Regions from separate parts of the Homo sapiens genome. Here regions 2 and 3 are each linked to region 1. Evidence: chromatin contacts called from ENCODE Hi-C or POLR2A ChIA-PET data. All regions are on one chromosome and are shown on one strand. The core of a region is the stretch at or near the end of the contact, and the rest is flanking DNA. Distances in the headings are between cores, read along the strand shown. Region 1 holds the start of FAM218A (family with sequence similarity 218 member A). Region 2 holds the start of TRIM75 (tripartite motif containing 75). Region 3 overlaps TMEM192 (transmembrane protein 192).

Evidence for each region. A loop is a pair of places that touch in the nucleus more often than their neighbours do. ChIA-PET counts read pairs that join two places held with the same protein, here RNA polymerase II (POLR2A). Pooled maps may share reads with other maps.
Region 2: a loop to region 1 is called in a map of dorsolateral prefrontal cortex, with 1.9 times the contacts of the local background. The contact joins the promoter of TRIM75 here to the promoter of FAM218A in region 1. A Hi-C loop is called at or near these places in 1 of 168 maps with a recorded cell type or tissue (dorsolateral prefrontal cortex). POLR2A ChIA-PET finds 5 or more read pairs at or near these places in 1 of 52 experiments (GM12878).
Region 3: a map of colonic mucosa shows a loop between it and region 1 (2.4-fold over the local background). The contact joins the enhancer-like site here to the promoter of FAM218A in region 1. A Hi-C loop is called at or near these places in 3 of 168 maps with a recorded cell type or tissue (Right ventricle myocardium inferior, colonic mucosa and naive thymus-derived CD4-positive, alpha-beta T cell), 1 of 37 single-sample maps with no recorded cell type and 8 of 50 pooled maps. POLR2A ChIA-PET finds 5 or more read pairs at or near these places in 2 of 52 experiments (MCF 10A and activated T-cell).

The regions. Positions count from the first base shown.
Region 1 is chr4:164,954,569-164,958,279 of GRCh38, reverse strand. It overlaps FAM218A (family with sequence similarity 218 member A), which reads right to left and starts at 1,332. Exons shown (of 1, transcript NR_160935.1): 1 at 1-1,332. It also overlaps a transcript of TRIM61 not described here. RefSeq lists enhancers at 1,073-1,232, 1,533-1,582.
Region 2 is chr4:165,051,326-165,055,402 of GRCh38, reverse strand. It overlaps TRIM75 (tripartite motif containing 75), which reads right to left and starts at 1,537. Exons shown (of 2, transcript NM_001396070.1): 1 at 1,455-1,537.
Region 3 is chr4:165,077,832-165,081,606 of GRCh38, reverse strand. It overlaps TMEM192 (transmembrane protein 192), which reads left to right. Exons shown (of 6, transcript NM_001100389.2): 6 at 1,811-3,775. The coding sequence ends at 1,949. Among named protein-coding and RNA genes, the nearest start is that of TRIM75, 26 kb to the right of the region's middle. Within about 2 kb of position 1,971, at least 2 of the 41 ENCODE cell types and tissues checked have a DNase peak (open chromatin) inside an H3K27ac peak, as active enhancers do.

The sequences.
Region 1 (3,711 bases), core at 83-2,582:
GATTGCCACTCTATGTAGTGTAATTACTTTGGCAAAGTTATTACATTTCTATAGCTGAAAACTAAAGCATGAATCCTATTGTGATGGCGTCTTTTTCCATCTCCTGGGAAGACAATTCTAACAAACAACTCTATTATATCTATCCAGTTTGATTTTGTCCTCTTTCTCTTCCTCCTGGTAATAACAGCCTTAATCTTTTTTGGATCATGAGTTTTTGTGGTGTCTTTCCAAATCGCACTGTATTCTATCTTTAGAGATACAAGATTATGACTTGCTGTTTCAGAATCTAGAGTCAGATCTATGTAAAATGAATTAAGAATGTTTTGTCGACCATAATGTTGTGGCAGAAGTCTAGAATCATCATCCCTTGTTAAAATGGAAAAGCTCATAAAGTTTTTGTCTTAATACCTGTTATTGATACATACCCTTATATCAGTTACTAATTATTTGAGTGAATAGTTTACTCTGCTATCTCACTTATTAGAGCTTTAAATAAGAAAATATGGTCTGAAAGTTTTGTTTTCATCTAGTGTGCGTATCATATCCTATTCTTTATATTTTCAGGTTTTCAGAACTGCATCTTATTCATTTTCCGAATAAAGCACAAAGTGCTCAAAATCAGAGTTTAATCTCTTCCTCTAATATTCGACTATCTTCGGTAGCATTCATGTATTTTTAGTTAACATAACGATTGGTTTAGTTTTGGCTTATTTAAAGCATTTTACACTTGCTGTTTCAGATGTCAGATGTCCCCTGTGAGCTTCTTCCTTGAGGCAGCCTGCTCTATAGGACAGGTGAGCCCAGCGGGAGCCAGCCCACTGCAGACCCAAACCCTCTAGTCCTTGTCACAAAAAGAGGCTGGGACCTGATGGTGGTTCTCTTCCTGACTTTTCCTGGTGGTCCTTCTGACTTGGAGTGGCCTGGCAATTTCGGTGGCGTGACAGCCGGAATGCTGCCACTAAAATTCCTCTCTGGGCACCATGAGCGGCTGACAGGGCACGCGGAGAAAACGATTCGCTTCTCCCAGGATTGGTGGAGCGACCGCTGTTGGACGAATGTGGTCGTCCCTGGATGTCTGAGCAAAGAGACACTGCCATGGCGGCCGCCGGTCAGCGTATAAGGTCTGTTAGGGAGACCCGAAGCCCTGCACCAGGAACGCAGTTTGGCTCGCCCAGCCCACCCTGCAGGGCTGGCTCTCCAGGCGCTGGGTCCGGGGAGAAGAGGACAGCTGCCCCGCCGCACCGCGCATCCTTCCATCCACTGTGGTACATGGCGCTGCCCCGGTCTCCAACGTCGCGCCACACCTTCACGGTCTCACCCGGAAGTCGAAGCCCAGAGACGGTGCCGGCCGCACCCAATCACTGCTCTGCCGCTCCGACTTCCGCTACGGACTCGCCCAGCCTCCTGGGAGAAACGCTGCAGTGCTTGGGGTGCTGAAGCCCCTTGAGAGCCTTGTGTTCTGTGAGAAAGTTGCATTCTGAAGGAACCTCAGCTGTTTGCTTTGCTCTTCTGCCACCCAACCCTACCTGTGCCAGACTGAGGGCTCTCCCTGCCCCGCCTTAACAGAAGAGAATTCCAGTTGCTGTTTTAATTTATTGAATCTTATTTATAACTGGTTGGAGAAAAATATGGTTATAATTCCCACTGAACAGCTTATTAAAAGTTACAGTAACACTATGATAATTGAGATATTGTCTTTTAGGGAATAAATAATGAAATTATAAGATGAAATATACAGATGAAATTATAAGATGTCTGGGAATTTACTCCATTGGCAGGAGAAGTTGCTGGGGTTATAAAGATTGTTAATTCAAATGATAGAAATTGGTTTCTTTTTATGTGTACGTTCTTCATAATGTTCTCTCTACTATTATGGATGTATGAAATACTCCACAATTTAAAAGCTTCCTTTTATACCCGGCATGGAAGCTCATGCCTGTAATCCCAGCACTTTGGTAGGCTGAGGTGGGCGGATCACATGAGCTCTGGAGTTTGAGACCAGCCAGGCCAACATGGTGAAACCCTGTCTGTACAAAAAATACAAAAATTAGCCGGACATGTTGGCCCGCCCCTGTGGTCCCAGCTACTCCGGAGGCTGAGGTGGGAGAATCGCTTGAACCTGGGGAGTTGAGGTTGCAGTGAGCCAGGATGGCGCCACTGCACCTCAGTCTGGACGACAGAACGAGAGCTTGTCTCAAAAAAATAAATAAACGAAAGATTTATTTCAAAAGGCTAATCATGTTTCAGCGTTATCAATGCCTCGTTCCAGAAAAGCTCATTTCTCTTACTCTTTTCTTTGAGCCGCCTCCCCGTTTTCAGTCCGCCTCAGGGCTCTCAGATTCTGTCTCCTTTGTCTTCCTCCTCACAGTTGTCCCTAATCTTAATCGATTTTCCATCCTCTACCAATTTCCTGTCTACACCCTCTTTAATCTCATAAAACTGCCAAATTAGTTTAAATCGGGATTGAGGAAAGAGCGAGACTAGGCATTGTGCTTCCATCTGGGTGTGTGTGTCTTGTGTGTGGATCCCAGGCCTGGTCTCAGATTACCTGAGTCATCTGGGGCTGGTCCCTGATATCCTCTCTTCATCCTTTTGTGGTCACATGAAGACAAGGAAAATCAACCTCAATTTCCCTTTAAGTTTTCTGTAAATATAAACACCAATAAAGACATATCTTCTGGAAAACTTGTTTTTTTTTTTTTTTTTTTTTTGAGACTGAATCTCTCTTAGTCACCCAGGCTGGACTGCAGTGGCAAGTTCGTAGCTCACTGTAGCCTCAAACTCTTGACCTCAAGCAATCTTCCTGCCTGGGCCTCCCACACTACTCGGGTTGCAGTCTTGAGCCATTGAGCTCAGCCTGGAAAAAATTTTTTAAAACATAGGATTTGGTGTGGCACAGAACTCAATATATTCCAAGAATGGTTTGTGTTTCTGATTCTTCTGTTGACTGTTTAATGGTAGATATGCTGATTATGCAGAACAGTTCAGACATAATTAGATGTAATTAGGGCAAACCAGCATGAGGCCCCTTATGAGAAGTCCAAATCTGTGATTGTCATACAACATACAAAAGAACTGTCTCATATACGATGTCAGAGTAAAGAGTGAACCAAATAGGTTATGTGTAGGACATGTGTATACTACTATAATACCATAATAATTTTTTTTTTTTTTTTTTTTGAGATGGAGTCTCCTTCTGTCACCAGGCTGGAGTGCAGTTGCACGATCTCGGCTCACTTCAACCTCCGCCTCCCGGGATCAAGCGATTCTTCTGCCTCTGGCTCCTGAGTAGCTGGGACTACAGGTGCCCTCCACCATGCCCAGCTAACTTCTGTATTTCTAGTAGAGACAGGGTTTCATCATGTTGGCCAGATGGTCTCGATCTCTTGACCTTGTGATCTGCCTGCCTTGGCCTCCCAAAGTGCTGGGATTACAGGCATGAGCCACTGTGCTGGGCCAATAAAATTTTAAGTAAATATAAAACAGCATATTTATATTTTATTTTTTGTAGAGATGGTTGCCCAGGCTGGTCTGGAACTCCTGACCTCAAGCGATCTTCCTGCCTTGACCTCCCAAAGTGCTGGGATTATAGCCATGCTGCCAACCATGTGTAGGGTATGTATATGTTCCTATACCATAATAAAATTTTAATTACATTTGTAAGGTATGTAATTATATGTATTTCTGTATAATATGTACATATAAATATGC
Region 2 (4,077 bases), core at 288-2,787, 97 kb before region 1:
TGAGGCAGGGGAATCACTTGAACCTGGGACATGGAGGTTGCGGTGAGCCAGGATCGTGCCACTGCACTCCAGCCTGGGCAACAAGAGTGAAACTCCATCGCAAAAAAAAAAAAAAAAAAGTAGTTATCTTACCAGGCACAGTGGCTCACGCGTGTAACATTAGTGCTTTGGGAGGCAGAACTGGGAGGATCGCTTGAGCCCAAGGAATTCAAGACCAGATCTGGGCAGAGTGAGACCCCATTTCTACAAAAAAAAATTTTTTTTTAATGGTTGAGTTTGATTCCTGGTGTTCCCTTATTAACTGTGTGGCCTTGGGGGAGCTACTTAACCCCTCCTGGCCTTAGTCTGTCCTTTGTAAGCAAGCAATAGTGGTTAAATAAAGGGAGATCAAGTCCATAAACAGCCTGATGGGGACCTCAGGGCCTCGGATCAGGGCTCTAACCCTCCACCCCACCCCCAACTCTATACACAAACCATCCCTCACTGCTACATCCTGGAAGGTAATTCCACACTCGCCATCAGACCAGCATTTCTGGGAATGTTCCCAGACAGATATCAGTCACCTCATTTTCTGACTCCTTAGGACAGGGTGGGCTCTCAGCTTAACTTTTTTTAGTAAGCATTTCGGTGACTTAGGACAAAACTAGTAAATAAATCAGGAACCATAATAAATAAATGGCGTGCGTTTTAAAATAACCTTATGCCGCAGGCGCGGTAGTTCATGCCTGCAATCCCAGCACTTTGGGAGGCCGAGGCAGGCGGAACACTTGAGATCAGGGGTTCGAGACCAACCTGGCCAACACGGTGAGACTAAAAATACAAAAATACTAAAAATGGGCCAGGCACGGTGGCTCACACCTATAATCCCAGCACTTTGGGAGGCCACGGCGGGTGGATCACGAGGTCAGAAGATCGAGACCATACTGGCCAACATGGTGAAACCCTGTTTCTACTGAAAATACAAAAAATTAGCTGGGCATGGTGGCACATGCCTGTAGTCCCAGCTACTGGGGAGGCTGAGGCAGGAGAATCACTTGAACCTGGGAGGCGGAGGTTGCAATGAGTCAAGATAGCCACTGCACTCCAGCCTGGGCAACAGAGCAAGACTCTGTCTCAAAAAAAAAAAAAAAAAAAAATACACAAATTATCCTGACTGGTGGAGAGTGCCTGTAATTCCAGCTACTTGGAAGGCACAGGCAGGAGAATTGCTTGACCCCAGGAGGCAGAGGTTGTAGTTAGCCAAGATCACCCCAGTGCACTCCAGCCTGGGTCACAGAGCGTGATTGCGTCTCAAAAAAATAAATGAAAATAAAAACATTAAATAACCTGATGCCGAATTCAGGTTCCCTTGTGAGGTGCAAGCTCCCTCTAGGCACAGAGCAGGTGCTCAAGAGGTCACGGGTTTCACTACACTCCAGCCTCCCGCACCCACGGAATGTCACTTCCCAGCTTACCTGGAGCAGGGGGAGCTCTGCGGCGGTCCTTTATCCGTGCAAAAGGCCACACACTAGATACTAACTAAACACACATGGAAAGTGCAGCTGTGAGGACTCCACCCAGCTAAGACCAGCTTCCACCTGGAAGTGGGAGGGGTAGGGGCAAGAGAGGGTGGGGGAGGCTTCCTCCCTGTAAGCACTTAAGTGTCCTTGGCCTTGATCTAAGAACTTTGGAGTCTTTTTTGTAATAACTGAATAGGGCAGGTTTGCATTTGCTCATGCAAATAACCAGAGCCCACCTTATTTAGATGAGTGAAAAGGAACAGAGAAGTTGAGAAAGACTAAAGGAGATTTCAACCCAGAGCCTGCAACTGGGCTACCTGCTGAAAGATATCCCTTACAAGCCTGAGCAACATGGTGAAACCCTGTCTCTGTGGAAAATACAAAAAATTAGCTGGGTGTGGCGGCAGGCACCTGTAATCCCAGTTATTTGGGAGGCTGAGGCAGGGAGAATTGCTTGAACCCAGGAGGCAGAGGTTGCAGTGAGCCGAGATGGCGCCACTGCACTCCAGCCTGGGCGACAGAGTGAGACTGTCTCAAAAGCAAAACAAAACAAAACAAAACAGGAATCTTGATTTCTCCTGAACTCTGAAGCCAGAAACCTGGCCGTCTCCCAGTCTTCTCCACCTCAATCAATGGAATCTTTGTTCACCTAATATTTGAAGCAGAAAATCAAGAAGACATCTCTGATTTCCCTCATTTCTTTTGCTCCCTACAAATCCACCATCAAGTCCTGGTGTCCTGCCCCACACTGTGTCCCTGAGCTCTGACACACCCTCCTTGGGGACACCTGGGAACCCTCACCTGGTTAGCTGACCCTGGCTGTCCTCCCTCATCCCCCGCCCCTCAGAATCCAGTGCTGTCACCTGGGATGCTAATCTGGGGGCTGTGTTTGGCTTCATGTGTGTCCTGTGAAAGCAGAAGACAGATTGACAACACTGGCCATACACAGATCCTCAAGAAGCCATGAGTCCTAAGGGGCAGGCAGAGAAAGAGTCATCTGTCCAAGAGACCAAAGAGACTGAGGGGCAGCTGTCCGGGGCCCACAGCAGGGTCCCGCTCCTAGGGGATCAGGACAACTGTAAAGGGACTGATAAAAATGCGTGGGAGCATTTCAGAGGAGTATCAGGGGCAAAGGCCAGAGTGGCTCTAATGGGAGACAAGAGATAAACACTCATTATAATTCCCAAAGGTAATCAGCCCAGAGCCTGAAGTCAAAGTAAAAGAACAGATTATTTGGATTAATTTACATTTCTGAGGGTAAGTGATCCTTTCTCAATTCTGTCCCTCCCACCCATTAGCTGATTCCATTTGGTTTTGGCCCCACCATATGATTATAAAGGAAATAATCAAAATATAGCAATTTTTCCTCCAAAGGAGTTTTAATGCCAAAATGAGTGAGAGTTCTGTCTTAAAAATGAAACTGAGTGGCCAGGCATGGTGGCTAACGCCTGTAATCCCAGCACTTTGGGAGGCTGAGGGGGGGCGGATTGCCTGAGCTCAGGAGTTCAAGACCAGCCTGGGCAACACAGCGAAACCCCGTCTCTACTAAAAATACAGAAAATTAGCTGGGCATGGTGGTGCACGCCCATAATCCCAGCTACTCAGGAGGCTGAGACAGGAGAATCCTGGGAGGCGGAGGTTGCAGTGAGCTGAGATCATGCCACTGCACTCCAGCCTGGGCGACAGAGTGAGACTCTATCTCAAAAACAAACAAACAAAAAAGTGAAACTGAATGTTTTCAATCCTCTAAACTATAATAGAGTTTTAATATAGTATATTTTAAATGTTTAATATTTTCTGGGAAAAGAACAAATAAATAGAGATGAAGACCATCAGAGGATTGTAGAGTGCTGTCTTCTGGTTGTCTCTTGACATACTCCCTGTGTGCTCTCAGACACACCCCGGGGACTTACACTACCATTTGTCTGTAGAGGAGACCCAAGCCTATATCTCATCAATAGATTACTAATATCTTTCCCAATTCTAAATGATTTCAGTCATGCTGTGCCATTTATTAGCTCCTCAACCTTGAACAAGTAATTTATAATCTCCTTGAATTTTATTTTTCTCACCTGTAATATGAGGACGTGTGTGCATATATATTTGATCACAGTTGGCCCCTGGCATTGCTTATTAGTATTAAGAAAAGAATACATTGATCTGTAGATCTTGTTTGGAGCCTGAATTAAACAAACTAACTCTAAAACACACAAATTTTGAGACAGCCTGCGGAATTTGAAAGGAGAAAAGATATTTAATGATACTTAAATTACATTTAATTTTTAAAGGGTGATTATGATATTACTGTTACTTTTTTTTTTTTTTTAACTTGAGATGGGGTCTCAGTATATCGCCCAGGCTGGTCTTGAACTCCTGCCTCAAGTGATCCTCCTGTTACTGGAGTGGGTCTCGATCCAGATCCCGAGAGAGGGTTCTTGGATCTTGTGCAAGAAAGAATTCAGGGCGAGTCCATAGAGTAAAGTAAAAGCAAGTTCATTAAGAAAGTAAAGGAATAAAAAATGGCTACTCCATAGACAGAGCACCCCGAGGGCTGCTGGCTGCCCATTTTTATGGTTAT
Region 3 (3,775 bases), core at 722-3,221, 120 kb before region 1:
ATCCTGGCTAATATGGTGAAACCCCATCTCTACTGAAAAATACAAAAAAAAAAAAATTAGCCGGGCGTGATGATGGGCGCTTATAGTCCCAGCTACTCAGGAGGCTGAGGCAGGAGAATGGCATGAACCCATGAGGCGGAGTTTGCAGTGAGCTGAGATCGCACCACTGTGCTCCAGCCTGGGCAACAGAGCAAGTTTCCGTCTCAAAAAAAAAAAAATAGAGACTCGGTCTCAAAAAAAAAAAAGTCAGTATATACAAGAGTTGACTCTACTCAGAGCATATCCCTTCTCAGTTCCATCAAGATAACTTGAAAACCTTTATATAAAGAGTATTTTTTCAGTGAATAGCCCAGCTCAGAAAAAAAAAAAAAGAGTGGGAGGTTCCTAGGTGGTTTATACATATTAAGTGCTAAATGTTTGTTGTTGTGTTAACCTCTGAAGACCAGAGAGTTTAGGTAACTTATTAAGTTCACACAGTCTGTGGGTGACAAAGTCAGGATTAGAATTCAGATAGTCTTTTTCCGAATATACTTATAAATAATAGCATATTCAAAGTTTTTTTCATGTTATGCTTATAAATAATGTGGTTATTGGCTGGGCGCGGTGGCTCACACCTGTAATCCCAGCACTTTGGGAAGCTGAGGCGGGCAGATCACCTGAGGTCAGGAGTTTGAAACCAGCCTGGCCAACATGGTAAAACCCTGTCTCTACTAAAAATACAAAAATTAGCTGGGCATGGTGGCAGGCGCCTGTAATCTCAGCTACTTGGGAGGCTGAGGCAGGAGAATCGCTTAAACCCAGGAGGTGCAGGTTGCAGTGAGCAGAGATCATGCCACTGCACTCCAGCCTGGGCAACAGAGCTAGACTCTGTCTCAAAAAATAATAATAATAGTAATGTGGTTACATAGCCCATTCCTGTAACCACATTATTTATAAGCATAACTATTTATTTCTAAGAATAAATCTTTTTTGTTCACATGGGACCATTCCCATGTGATATTTTTCATGCTGAATTTCTCACTTACCATCCCTTGAAATAGTTCCCTTTTAGCACATATAGAATATCTGAGTAAAACACATCCAATAACATTTTATTTCTTGAATAGGCAATTTTTAGTCAACATTAAAATTCATCTGGCATATTATTGTCATTATCATTATCATCATCACTATTCCTAGTACTAATATCTTAAATTAGTGGAAGGAAATTAAAAACACTTTATAGCTATTACTTCTGAGCAGTGAGACCGAAGTGGGTTGGGGCAGTAGTGTAGGAAGGAGTTAGATTTTTTTTGTTTGTTTTATATACTTATATAATATTTTTATTTGTGTCAGGTGCAAAAAGATACATTTTTGTGGTATGGGAGAAAAAAGGAGAAATGCAAAAATAAACAAATGCCATACATTTAAAAAATTGTTTCCCATGGTCAGAGTAGTCTATTTTAATCGTCATCTGATTATTGAATGAATTTTGCCTTTATTTATCTTTAAACGCCATTTAAGTTGATTACTTATACTCAATTATCTTACTCTAACAAATTAGGATCCTTCTTAAATAAAGCAATGATGGCCTTTTTTAAAACATAGAGGTGTGAAAGTTTATAGCATTTTAAATTTATTTCAAGAGTAGAAGTTACTAAAATGATTTATGAAAATAATCTTATTTGGCAATATTACCCTGGCTTCTGACATCTAAGAAAAGGTGGCAAATACAATATGCTTTACTAAAAACTAGTAGGTACTCATTTGCAAAGACACTAATGAGTATTGGTGAATATGTGTAACCCATTTATATCTTGATTACTTGCAGAACTATTTCAAGCCTAGAAGAAATTGTTGAAAAGCAAGGAGACACCATTGAATACCTGAAGCGACACAATGCGCTGCTGAGTAAGCGATTGTTGGCTCTCACTTCCTCAGACCTGGGCTGTCAGCCAAGTAGAACGTGAGAGGCTCACGGTCATGACAGCAATTGCAGAGGAACCCAGAGTAATTGAGACTGACTGACCACCTGACAAGCTGCCACGGGGAACTGCAGCTTTTGCTGAATAGCATTTTACAGTGTTTGTTGGAAACCTGAATTTGGTTCTGACTTCTGTGGCTGTTTAAAATATAGGGCTTGTGGGTCACTTGAAAAGTACCTGTAGAAGCCCGGATAACTTGAGGGGAATGTCTGTTTGTACTTTTGGAAATTATTTAACTGCTTGGTTTATCCTAGGATCAGAGGCTAAACAACTCCATAGTCAACACTTTTCCACCTGACATTAGAACCCTGTAATGATTTCATTATGGATAGGGGAAGTCTAACAAGACAATCGATTTTAAACAGGGTTTTAATCAAATAAGTTCTTCCCACTTTTAAGCTGATGAAAGAAGTCATTATTTCTTGTGAATATTTTTTCCTGGAGAGCCTTATCATGTATTTTATATGCTTATGTGGTGTTGGATGACATCATGGACCATATAGCTTTTATAGAGAATTTTTCTCACCATAGGACTGAGGTCTCACCAGGTGATCTACTATGCAAATTCCTACAGTTTTCTATTCTTAAGAAATAAGGGCTGGGCACGGCGGATCATGAGGTCAGGAAATTGAGACCATCCTGGCTAACACGGTGAAACCCTGTCTCTACTAAAAATACAAAAAAAATTAGCCGAGCATGGTGGCGGGCACCTGTAGTCCCAGCCACCTGGGAGGCTGAGGCAGGAGAATGGTGTGGACCCAGGAGGCGGAGCTTGCAGTGAGCCGAGATCACGCCACTGCACTCCAGCCTGGGCGACAGAGCGAGACTCCGTCTCAAAAAAACAAAAAAGAAAAAGAAAAGAAATAAGATATGATGATTGATTACTTGGACCAGTGTTAGACCGACCTGTGTTAGACGAACCTGTGTTGCCTATTATATTGGCAGCACCTTCCATTAGCAATAGCTGAAAAATTCAGAGAAGAATTTAGAACTTTCACTTTATTTTTGCCATTCTTCAAGAAGTTGCTGTATATTTCAGTCTGGTTATACCTTCAATTGATCAATAACTTCAATTATAGGAAAGGCATCTTCTATAATTTTAAATTACTGTAAAAAAAAGATACCTTTTAAAGCCTTGGATTATACTTAAAAATTGTAATGGAAGAAATGCATATTAAGTTATATGCAGATATTAAACATATCTGATTCTGAAGATAAAACTGAAGTATTTTTCAGAGCAAATGGCATTATTTCTCCATTTTTCCTAGTATGCCCCTTTAATTTGTCAGTTTGCTGTTAGCACTGTTATATGCTGCCTTAGAAAGACTTTTGGTTGAAGGCTGAATATGAGGGGAGGGGATATTTATGACTGTGTTAATCTTTTTTGATCATTAGCTGAATATTCAATATTTGATATGTAACCATATAGGGATGTGTTCGATATAACTATATAGGCAAGGGATATATTGATTTGGCCACATCTATTTGACTTATGGAGGGCAAATACCTGTTTCTTTTAGATACAGCCATTGCCGGGGCATTCTAAAAGTTTTCTACTAAGATAAAGATGATTGTGTATGGCTGGGAGCAGTTGCTCATGCCTGTAATCTTAGTACTTTGGGAGGCTGAGGCAGGAGGATCACTCAAGGCCAGGAGTTTGAGACCAGCCTGGGCAACAATGAGACACTGTCTCTCAAAAAAAAAAAAAAAAGATCGTGTGTCACCTGCACACAACATTCACAAACTAAAGCCAAATTGTATTTTTAAAATTTCCTTTCTCCCTTCCGTTTTTTTTTGTTTTTTGGGGGTTT